2 separate regions of the Homo sapiens genome follow, and region 2 is linked to region 1. The links are chromatin contacts, found by Hi-C or POLR2A ChIA-PET in ENCODE. All regions are on one chromosome and are shown on one strand. The core of a region is the stretch at or near the end of the contact, and the rest is flanking DNA. Distances in the headings are between cores, read along the strand shown. Region 1 holds the start of KIAA0232. Region 2 holds the start of ACOX3 (acyl-CoA oxidase 3, pristanoyl).

The links. A loop is a pair of places that touch in the nucleus more often than their neighbours do. ChIA-PET counts read pairs that join two places held with the same protein, here RNA polymerase II (POLR2A). Pooled maps may share reads with other maps.
Region 2: a loop to region 1 is called in a map of naive thymus-derived CD4-positive, alpha-beta T cell, with 20 times the contacts of the local background. The contact joins the promoter of ACOX3 here to the promoter of KIAA0232 in region 1. A Hi-C loop is called at or near these places in 1 of 168 maps with a recorded cell type or tissue (naive thymus-derived CD4-positive, alpha-beta T cell), 1 of 37 single-sample maps with no recorded cell type and 8 of 50 pooled maps. POLR2A ChIA-PET finds 5 or more read pairs at or near these places in 1 of 52 experiments (GM12878).

The regions. Positions count from the first base shown.
Region 1 is chr4:6,781,072-6,786,407 of GRCh38, reverse strand. KIAA0232 reads right to left here and starts at 3,681. Exons shown (of 10, transcript NM_014743.3): 1 at 3,567-3,681. RefSeq lists silencers at 2,592-3,361, 3,422-4,301.
Region 2 is chr4:8,437,442-8,442,360 of GRCh38, reverse strand. It overlaps ACOX3 (acyl-CoA oxidase 3, pristanoyl), which reads left to right and starts at 1,638. Exons shown (of 18, transcript NM_003501.3): 1 at 1,638-1,713. TRMT44 (tRNA methyltransferase 44 homolog) reads right to left here and starts at 1,584. Exons shown (of 11, transcript NM_152544.3): 1 at 920-1,584. The coding sequence starts at 1,538. RefSeq lists silencers at 1,171-1,230, 1,281-1,490 and enhancers at 959-1,692, 1,511-1,750.

The sequences.
Region 1 (5,336 bases), core at 2,432-4,931:
TCACTTGAGCCTGGGAGGTTGAGGCTACAGTGAGCCACGATCACACCACCGCACTCCAAGCCTGGGTGACAAAGCAAGATGCTGTCTCAAAAACAAACAAACTTTATTTGCAGACTTAAGCCAGGGTCAGAAAAAATAAAAATAAATATACTTTATAATATTAACATACTCTTTAAGGTTGATTACAGACTTTGACTTTATTTAGCAAACATTTAAACACTTACATTTAACATTAAGCACTTATGTTTAAACGCCTGAGCAAGGTGTTGGGGGCAAAATGATAGGATAGACACCACAGCCAGAGTTTACTATGACCAATTTATAATACAACATGATATAGACAATAATGAAGGAAAAATAGAGAACTATGATTGAGGAAAGGAATAATTCATTGTAATAGGACTTCCAAAGGACTCCAGAGAGAACAGAATATTTGATATGAACTTTTAAGAACTGGAGGGAGTGGGAGTGAGACAGGACATTCCAATAAGAGAAAAGAATATAAGCAAAGAAGGTCTGAAATAGCTTGGCATGTTCAGAGAACCAAGAGCAGTCTTGTTTAGCTGGACAGTGTGGAAAGGGGACAAAGAGGACAAGATAAAGTACAGAGATGACTGGGGGCCAGACTGCAAGGGGCCTGCATTGTGATGCTGGTATCTCTGAATTCTAAGCTCCAAACCACAGGCAGTCTTAGAAGCCTACTGAGCCAGAGACTGACAAGATCTGAGCTCAGGAAAGATGACTCTGGCAGCCAGGCAAAGAATGGATAGGAAGGGGTGGCGAGGAGCCTGAAGACAAAGTTAAAAACTTTAAGCAAAGCAAGTAATCTGAGGTTTTAACACTTACACTAGGCGAGTATTTTTAAAGGGTTTGAGTCTTGACGACATTTCACGTCTTCCCTCAAGTGATCATCCCAACTATTCTGTGAAACAGGTGTCATCAATCTTCCCATTCTACAGATGAGGAAATTAGCTCACAAGCCATTAACTGCCAAGTCAAATGCTACAAAAACAAGGACAAAGCGCAGGCTCAGCACTTTTCCACACAATGAAAAATAAAGAACAAGAACAATCTAATTTCTTTTGAAGAGTGCTACCGTACAACATAGCACAGAGTAGGCTAGCTACATTACCCTATATTACCACTGGAAGTGTTAAAAATCCATCTAATCAGCCAGGCGCGGTGGCTCACGCCTGTAATCCCAGCACTTTGGGAGGCTGAGGCAGGCGGATCACGAGGTCAGGAGAGAAAGACCATCCTGGCTAACACGGTGAAGCCCCATCTCTACTAAAAATGCAAAAAATTAGCCGGGGGTGGTGGCATGCACCTGTAGTCCCAGCTACTCGGGAGGTTGAGGCAGGAGACTCGCTTGTACCCGGCGGGCGGAGGTTGCAGTGAGTGAGCCGAGATCGCGGACTCCAGCCTGGGCGGCAGAGCGAGACTCCGTCTCAAAAAAAAAAAAAAAAAAAATTCATCTGATCTTCTTAAATGTTTGCAACTTGCATAACAAGCTAATTATCCTTAGATTTGACTTCTGTTAACGTCATGTTAAAGACCTATACTTTTTCTCCAAAGCAAACAAAAAAGCACCTGCACTTTGAATTCTACTTCCTATGGAAATAAATAAGAATAATATTCTCCCTTCCCTTCAATGTTTAAAAACTGGCATTTCACTGATGTAACGGGCTTACATAAAAACCATTATACCCAAGGAAGCTGTAAACCACTTTTTGAATGATTAAAAATGCATTATTTAGCAAGTACAGCAATTGAATCTGAGTTATAAGATATATTAAGTGAAAGGAGCTTCTATAGATATGCAAAGGCACACTCTCGGAAATAGGTTCTGTCATAAGGAAGCGACATAGAGATCCTGAGACCTATTTAAGAATGGTTCAATCCAAAATAACTGATGGAAGAATATTTGACCTTGAGGATGCAGAGTGATAGAATCCGCTCCTCCTCCCCCCCCGCCCTCACCCGCCTTTAAATTCTAAGTCCACGAAATGGTCAAAGTGTTCTGGAACGGGTCTTATTTTGCATAGGAAGAATCTAGCTTGGGCATTTTACCGCACAGTTTTATCCACAGCATCGCCTATTACCAAAACTGCTTGTCCCTACCCCCTCACGAGCTTTCTAACAGTTTTTAAAACAAGACCCAGAAATGTAAAATCCCTTCTTAGGAACTTGAACAGTAAGTCAAAGTATCCAACCCAGGTAATTATTAGCAAGAACTACATTTATATAATTTTTTCCAAAGAATCTCGCATGCCTCCTCTCCGCTGAATCTCCCTCCTGTTTTTAACTGGGTTAAATCTTTATAGCTTGCCTATAGAGGACAAAAACGGAAAGGTGGCAAAAAAGAAATCAAGACAGTTCTGCCATGATTTAGGGGTCTGTACCAAGAGTTCGGCAGGTCCTGTCACCTGCGCACCACAAGACGCAAGCTGAATTCTAGGGCAAGACGAAGCATTCCAACACGACACACACTGGTTTCTCCAGCGGGAAGAAGCAGAGAGCTCTAGAAATGCCGGCTGCAGACGCGTATTGTTGGAAAGGAGCCGGATCAGGCCCCGCAGCAACTCGGGGCGCCCTCGCGACAGGGTTTGCCGCGCAGCGCACGGATGACTGTGGGCCTGTCACTCCTAGCTCCAGCTGTAACCTTCGCCAAACCTTGCGCCGCACCGGCCCCGCCCGCCAGGCCCGCCCCCCGCGCCGCGCCCCGCGCCATAGGCCGGCGCGCCAGTCGCTCAGCCGGCCTCCCGGCCCCGCCCGCCTGCGGCCCTCCTCCCCCGCCCGGCGGTTTTCCCTTCCCGGGGCCCCAAAAGGACAATGCTGGAGGGGAGGGGAACGGAGGGAACGCGAGCGAGCGGCCCAGGCTGCCGGCCTGACCCCGCTGCCGGGGACGCCGGGCGCCTCCCACCGGCCGAAGCCTTCCTCCCGCGCCCACTTTCGGGGCTCTACGTCCTATCAAGTCTAAGCACCCCCGCCTCGTCTCCCCTAGAAGAGCCGCCCCGGCGCGGCGACACCTGCCCCAGGCAGGAGGCAGCCAACGGCAACCCATTGTGCGGACTCATCGTCCACAGCCCACCCGGGCGCAAGAGCCGCAAGCTGGTGTCCCGGCGTCCTGGGGTCGGGGCGGGGGTCCCAGGGCCCACAGCTCACCCGCACGCCCGGGCACCACCAGGATCGGGGCCGGTCAGGCCTCCCTCGGCTGGCCCCGGAGCCATCAACAGCGGCCCGGTCTCCCTTAGGCTGGCCCCGGAGCCATCAGCGGCGGCCCGGCCTCCCTCAGGCTGGCCCCGGAGCCCCCGGCGGCGGCCCGGTCTCCCTCAGGCTGGCCCCGGAGCCCTCGGCGGCGGCTCGGCCTCCCTTAGGCTGGCCCCAGAGCCCACGGCGGCGGCCCTGTCTCCCTTGGGCTGACCCCGAAGCCTTCGGCTGCGGCCCGGCCTCCCTCGGGCTGGCCCCGGAGCCCCACGGCGGCGAGCGTCCGGCCTCCCCGGCCCGCGCCCACCCGGCCGAGGGGCTGCTCCGCGCCCTCCCTCCCCGCCGCCTGCCCGCAGTACCTGCCGAGGCTGCCGGGCGGCGCGGCGGCCGGCGGGGGCGCCTCTCCTCTGGCTCCGAGGGGCTGCGGGCGGCTGCCGAGCGCCGGGCGGCCCTGGCCTGCGCCTTACGTAAAGCGGCGGCGGCGGCCCCAGCGCCACTCCGCGGAGGGCGGGAGGCGGCGCGCCGGGAGCCGCTCCGCTCCGTTACCCGGCAACTGGCCTCAGCGCCCCGCCAACCAGGGGCGCGCTCCATATCCTTCCGCCCGGGTGCCGGGATTACATCAGCGCCGGCCGGTCCCCGCCCCTGCCCCTCCCTCCGGCTGGGCTGCGGGCGCGCGCGGGCGGTGGGCCGCGGGCTGACGGCGCGAGGGGACAGGCCGGGGCTGGTGCCTGGCGGGTGGGGGTCTAGGGCCCGGGACGCGCCGTGCAGCTTGGCCGGGGCGGCGGAAGCCGCTGGGAGGTGAGAGGGCAAGCAGTAGAGAGGGCAGGCAGGAAGCGGGAGCCCCCCAGCGTGCTGGGCGTCGGAGAGGAGACGTCTCCCGCGGAGGGGCACGTGGGACTGCCCTCGGCAGAAGCCCCCGAACTCTGCCGCCGCGCCCCGCCCCCGGCCCGCGCTGGGGAAGTGGGGCTCGGCGTGCACGGCCCCGCCCGCGGCCCGGTGCAGCCCCCGCCTTCCCGGGCTCGCGCGCCACCTGTCCGCGCCCCCTCCTCGCCGCGTCCTGGGATGGCTGGAGTAGGCGGCTTAAAATAAAGACTTTAATTTTTTGTTGTTGTTGTTAAGGAACCCAGAAGACAAGCTAAAGAAATGTGACATGGCTCTTTTTTTATTAACTAGGCAAAAATAAATTCTGGAAGCTTCGAAAGTGGAAACCAAAAATGTGCATTAACCTTTTAATCAAAGTGTCTTCACAGCCACCTACCTTCCCTAAATGTGACTCCTAGGCCTGTTCTAAAAAAGCAAATAAGTATCATGGACCTGGAAAAGGAAGGGAGATTACTTAGAAGAAAGAGGTCCAATGGGAGGAGTGACTTACCTGGGGTCATTTGTTCATTTATGCAGCACCCACTAGGTGCCAGGCACTATGCTTTTCTGTTCAGAACCTGTTGGAGAATTTCCTGCACCAGCTCACGGGCTTGTGGGAGAAGCAGATGCTGAAACACTGGAGAGGGGTCATCTGCTGAGTTGGCTAGATGCTCCATGCATCCATGGAAGGACAAACCGAGGAACTGTCGCTTACGTACTATCTACAGAGTGTTTTTTCTGCGAACATATCTTTTTGTTCTTTACAAAAATCGTGGGACAAATCTTTGTCATCCGCATTTAACTGGTGAGGAAGCTGAGGCTGAAAGAAAGTGATTTCACCCAAGCCTGGCTGCTACCGAGTGGACAGGGCCTTCTGACCTTGCTAAACCACCTCTTGCAGGAGACAGAATGTGAACCCAGGCTCCTGGCTCTGAAATATGGGGTTTCGTTTCCTTTACACTACTGTCTCCCTTAACCAGTTTGCTTCTAATTGTATTCTCTGAGCATTCGCTCAGGTGAATGTATATCGTCATAAATCACACGTTCATTCAGTCAGTTTCTTCTGAGTGCTTGTTGTGGACCTGGCTCAGTGCCGGGAACGCACAGTCCCTGTGCTCCTGGAACTCAAACTCTAAAAACAGTGTCGAGAATGGAAAGGGTATGGGAAATCCAGGGCCACTTGGGAGTAGAGGAGGGGAGAGTAGCAGAGCTTCAGAGCCTAGTTCACAGGTGCCTCCAGGCTCCAGGATTTCACAGACCAAAGTATG
Region 2 (4,919 bases), core at 389-2,888, 1.7 Mb before region 1:
GAGGACTAGTAGGTTCCCATCCATCCAGTCTCTATGCTCTTTCACAGTTATTTGTCTCAGCATAAATAGCTCTCTTTATGTTGGGGAAAAGGCTTATGGCATGCCTGTATAAACTGGCCATAAAAATATGAGACAATAAGTTGTGGAAAGCCACAAGAGGCCTCTGAGGAGGAAAGCCTTCTTATTGTCATGATGTTCCCATGCTCTGGGCGAGACCTACTGTCTTACCTATAAACACTGTGTTCAAGGAGAAAGACACTCCTTTGAATCACTACAATGTGGTCAGACATGCAGGCTCCTAGTTAAGCACGCTCCCACTGGTTATTCTCCGACAAGTTAAAGATAACGCTGTTTGAGCACAAAGGAGATTCATTTAAACCGCCACTGCTATAGATGACATGTATGATGCACTGTCTCCCTTTCACCCTTTCGCCCCGAACGTCCGCTTCTTAGATCTAAGTGATTGTACTCAATAGTGTGGAGACCAGAGCTCCCAGGCTTTGGCAGCCTCCATTTTGCAATTGGCCCCCTGGCCCCCAATCTTTATGCACTCTTAACCTGTCTCGTCTCATTCCTTCGTCGCCACCGGACTTTGAGTACCCTACGGGTGGTGTTGAGGCTGGTCCCCAACACTTTTACACCTACAGCTTTACCTGCTAAACTCCTAGGTATTACGCAATATCCAGCTAGTCCTTCACTGTCTCTTTGAAGCCTTCCAGACACCACCCCAATCAATTATCCCATCTTCTGTACTAAGGACACACATTTCTATGCGCCCACTCAAAAAACTATGAAACACCTAACAACCTCCCTAGGACATCGCAGAGGAACTAGTACCCTTAGGACTTTTTCATTGACCCGAGGTTCTATGAATGCTTTTTTATCTAATCATATCCGTCCACTATCAAAACACTCTTACCTTGCACGACTATTTCCCTCCTGGGAGTTGTAAGGGGGCAATGTGGGCTAGTTTTCGGGATGACGGTTCTGAGAACCACGTCGAGCTCACGCTGCGCCTCTGGCTGCGATCCCGCCCCGGAGCTGGTGAGGAAGGCCAGCAACTCCGAATTGCCACGGGCGAGACTTTGGGAGAAATCCTCCCAAAGCGAATCCAGATCTGCGGCGGGGAAGTCGCCCTCCCTTCCTTCAGCATGGCCGGGGTGCCCGGAGTCCCTCAGGGGCACTGAGGCGGCTTCCCTCTGTGCCTCCTCTTGCTGGCACTGGCCCTGGGCCTCCTCAAGTTCGCAACATGCCGTGCCCTGCTCGGGTCCTGATAGCGACCTGGGACCCGGGCCCCCTCCGGGGGAACCCTGGCCGGGTCCCGGACCCCGCTCCTTCTGCTCCGAGCCTGCGCTAGTCCCGGGGCCGCGGGCCTCCGCGCAGGGCAGGGCGGCGCTCCAGCGGGCCTCCAGGCGGGCGCCGCAAAGCCGTTTGTTTGCCACCTGCGGCCTCTCCAGCCACACTTCGACCGCAGCCCAGAAGCCCTGTGGGAGAAGCGCGCCTGGGTAGCTGATCCCGGTACGGCCCACCTCAGCCATGGCAGCCAGCAGGTGTACAGCCCTGGCAGCGGCGCGCCGAGATGACGCAGCCCGGTGGCGCGGCGCGTTGACGTCATGGAGGCGGGGTGCTGGGACCGGAAATGAGAATGGCGCCGCTGGAGATCCTTTCCTGCTTTTGGTTTCCCTGGCAGGGGTTGAACTGTGGAGTGTGTGGGTGAGGAATTTGACCTGTGTTTTATTCCCTTTTGAGAGAATTCTGGGCGTGGTATAGTTACAGAATCAAACATCAGCCAGCCAGCGGGTGTGGAACGCATTGTCCTCAGTACTGATTACCGATAAAAGTCAGGGAGCCTAAGTTTGTGAACGTAAAAGATGAGTCCTCTTATGAAAGCTAACTTTTCTCCACTTGGGTTCTGGTTTGCTTTTAGTGCTGGCATTACAGCCAGTGCCTTCCTAAGTCTGAGTGCAGCCATGGCTGTTTCATAAGAATGATGTAACGTTGTCCCATGAGGGATGAAAGTCATCTGTCACCTACTGTAGCAGGACAAGCCACAGACAAAACTCCTCAGACACCGGATTAAAGAAGAAAGAGGTTTATTCGGCCGGGAGCATCGGCAGACTTGCGTCTTAAGAGCTGAGCTCCCCAAAAAAGAAATTCTTGGCCTGTTTAAAGGCTTACGACTTTAAGGGTCCACGTGAAAGGGTCGTGATAAATTGAGCAAGCATGGGAAACGTGACTGGGGGCTACATGAATCAGCTAACAGAACAGAAAGTTTTGCAATGCTTTTTTCATACAATGTCTGGAATTTACAGATAACACAAGTAGTTTAGGTCGGGGGTTGATGTTATTATTATTATTTTTTTTAACTCCTAGGGCCACGTGGTGGTGCCAAGGTTGTCTGGCTATTTATCTGACTTTTGTTTCTTTCTAACTTTTTGCTTTCTCTCTTTTCCTCCTGTCTTATGAACTAGGCAAGGTGGCAGGGAGGAGGGCAGCAGGAGTAGTAGTGGTCTCCTTATCCCTTCCTTTGAGAATTTTCACAAATTAGTGGGAGTTCTCGCTTTTATTTTTACTTTGAGTCTCTTTGGGAGACAGAGTGATAGTGTTTTATGTAATACACTTGCAGTGAGGGTTTTAAATTCTCTTATAGCTGGAAACTATCTTTTAAATAAAGACCTAGGATCAAACCTGTGTTAAACCAGTACAGGCACATGTGCCAACTTTGTCATGTCCTAAGCAGGTTAGTTTTTTTACTGGGTCTTAAAAGCTTTTTTCCTAGCAAGCAACACAGTATTTCTTAATAATAGGAGTTTTTAAGAGCCAAATGCTTGAACTTGGCATCTGCTTGGGGAAAGAGTTAAAGTAATCTTGAGGCATTAAATCTTTTGCTTCTCAAGGCCATTGGTCTCTCATGTTAGCCTTTTTATAAACATAACATGAAGAAACGTCTAGGCTGCTGGCAATGTTTTCAGCCAGCTGAGCAAATAGGTTGTTTGTTTGTTTTGCTAAAGGAGGAGGCTCTTGTAACTTCTGGTTTATGTGTTTAAAGAATGACTTAAAGACTCGGAATTGTTGCTGGGCTGGACGGGTCTGGGTTTCCTGACTAAGTAGTATGTGTACAATGGGGACACCTTATATAGGTGTTTCTTCTAGCATGGTTATGGGGGGTAACAATAACAAAACAATATACAGCATATTTGTATCCAGCAAGGACAAAAGAGGTCCTTACCTGGGAAAAAGATTGAATACAGTGACAGAACAATAGGAAAACAGTATTACAGGAAAACTATTAGTCTTAAGATTTTTAACTACGTTTACTTGCTTGACAAGTCCTCAAGCTTCGGCCATGCGTAGACTATTCAGCTGCCAGTGCGTGACTAGAGCCGGGCTTGTTGTTTCTTCAAGCTTCAGCCGTGTGTAGACTGGTCAGCCTCCGGAGTGACCAGAGCAGGGCTGTCGTCCTCAGCAACAGCTTGGTCTCGTCTCCGAATCAGCCGGGTAGGAAGATCTGTGTCCTGCTGGCTGGTCTACTTGTCCTGAGCTGCCAGTGTTAGCTGACTGTGATGGATCTAAGACACAACACCTGCAACTTTTAACAGCAGTGGGAGTGGAAAAGATTACAGTATAAGGCCCATCCTATATGGGTCCTAGAAAAATTAGATTTTACTTTTTAACTTAAACAGAGTCACTAGATTTAAAGGGGTGTCAGGCTTATAGGCATTTTTATGTATTTAATTATAAACACTTTGTATGGCTATTTCTAAAATCTGCATTTGCTTTCTTAAGGTTAATTCCTTTAGTTCTTGGAGGTCACCTTTAATTTGACCTGTGATTTGGGGGTGGCCGACCGAACAAAATCTTATAGGGTAAATACCTAGTTTGTTTGGTGAGGGTGCAGCTGACTTGAAGGAGGACCATAGGCAAAAGCCTGATTTTATCTTAAATGAATTTCCTGGCAATATTTTTTTCAGTAGCTGCTCGAGTGTCCAGTTCATGCACTCCACTTTTTCTTGAACTTTGCAGCCAATAGGCTGTGTGTAACTTCCATTTTATTTTTAACAGTCTTGTTAAATCCTGCCCTATTTCAGCTACAAATGCTGGCCTATTGTCTGACTTTAAAGTTAGAGGCAGTCTAAACCTGGGGATAATGTCTTTTAACAATACTTTAGTCACTTCTTGTACTTTTTCTGTCCTGGTGGGGAAAACTTTAACTTACCCTGGAAAGGTGCAAACAAGCACTAGCATGTACCGATAGCCTCCAGCATGAGGCAGTTCTGTAAAGTCTATAAGCAAGTTTTCACAAGGTATGGCTCTTTTTCCTGTTTAAGTTTCTTAGAGGAGGGGTTCTTTTTCTTTCCCCCCTTTGTAACTCTATCTAGTGGCTTAGCCATCAGTGAGAAATTGGAATCCAGATATGGCAGAATCCTGCTGCTTTTAACTTCTAATGTGACAATGGGCTCCTGGGAGCCTAATAAGAAGGTGCCTAGTCTGCCCTAGTCTTTACATTCTTTAGCTCCTGCCAGCCTGATCAGATCAGTATTTGGTTCCTCCAAGGTGCGGCAGCCCTTGGCCAATGGCCTCTTTGTCTTGCAGCCTTGGCCATTTCTTTTATTGCCTTCTGAACATTCACCCTTCTAGTGTCCTTTCTTTTTTCATCTCACACATTAATGTCTCTCTAGCCTTGGCCGGCTCTCGAATCCTTGCCTAACTTGACTTCTTCCACGTCTACATCCGTGTCCACGTCCTCTCGCATTGCTAATCTCTCTTTTTATAAGAGCTGTTGCTAACAGATTGGCCTTTTTCCTTAAGTCTTTGTTTTTCTTTTTCCTTCCTGAGTTCTCCTGCTTCTATGGCCACCTGGCGGGGCCAGGCAGTGGCACAGGCCCTGCCCCCGCGCACTGCTGTCTCTCCCATTTTCT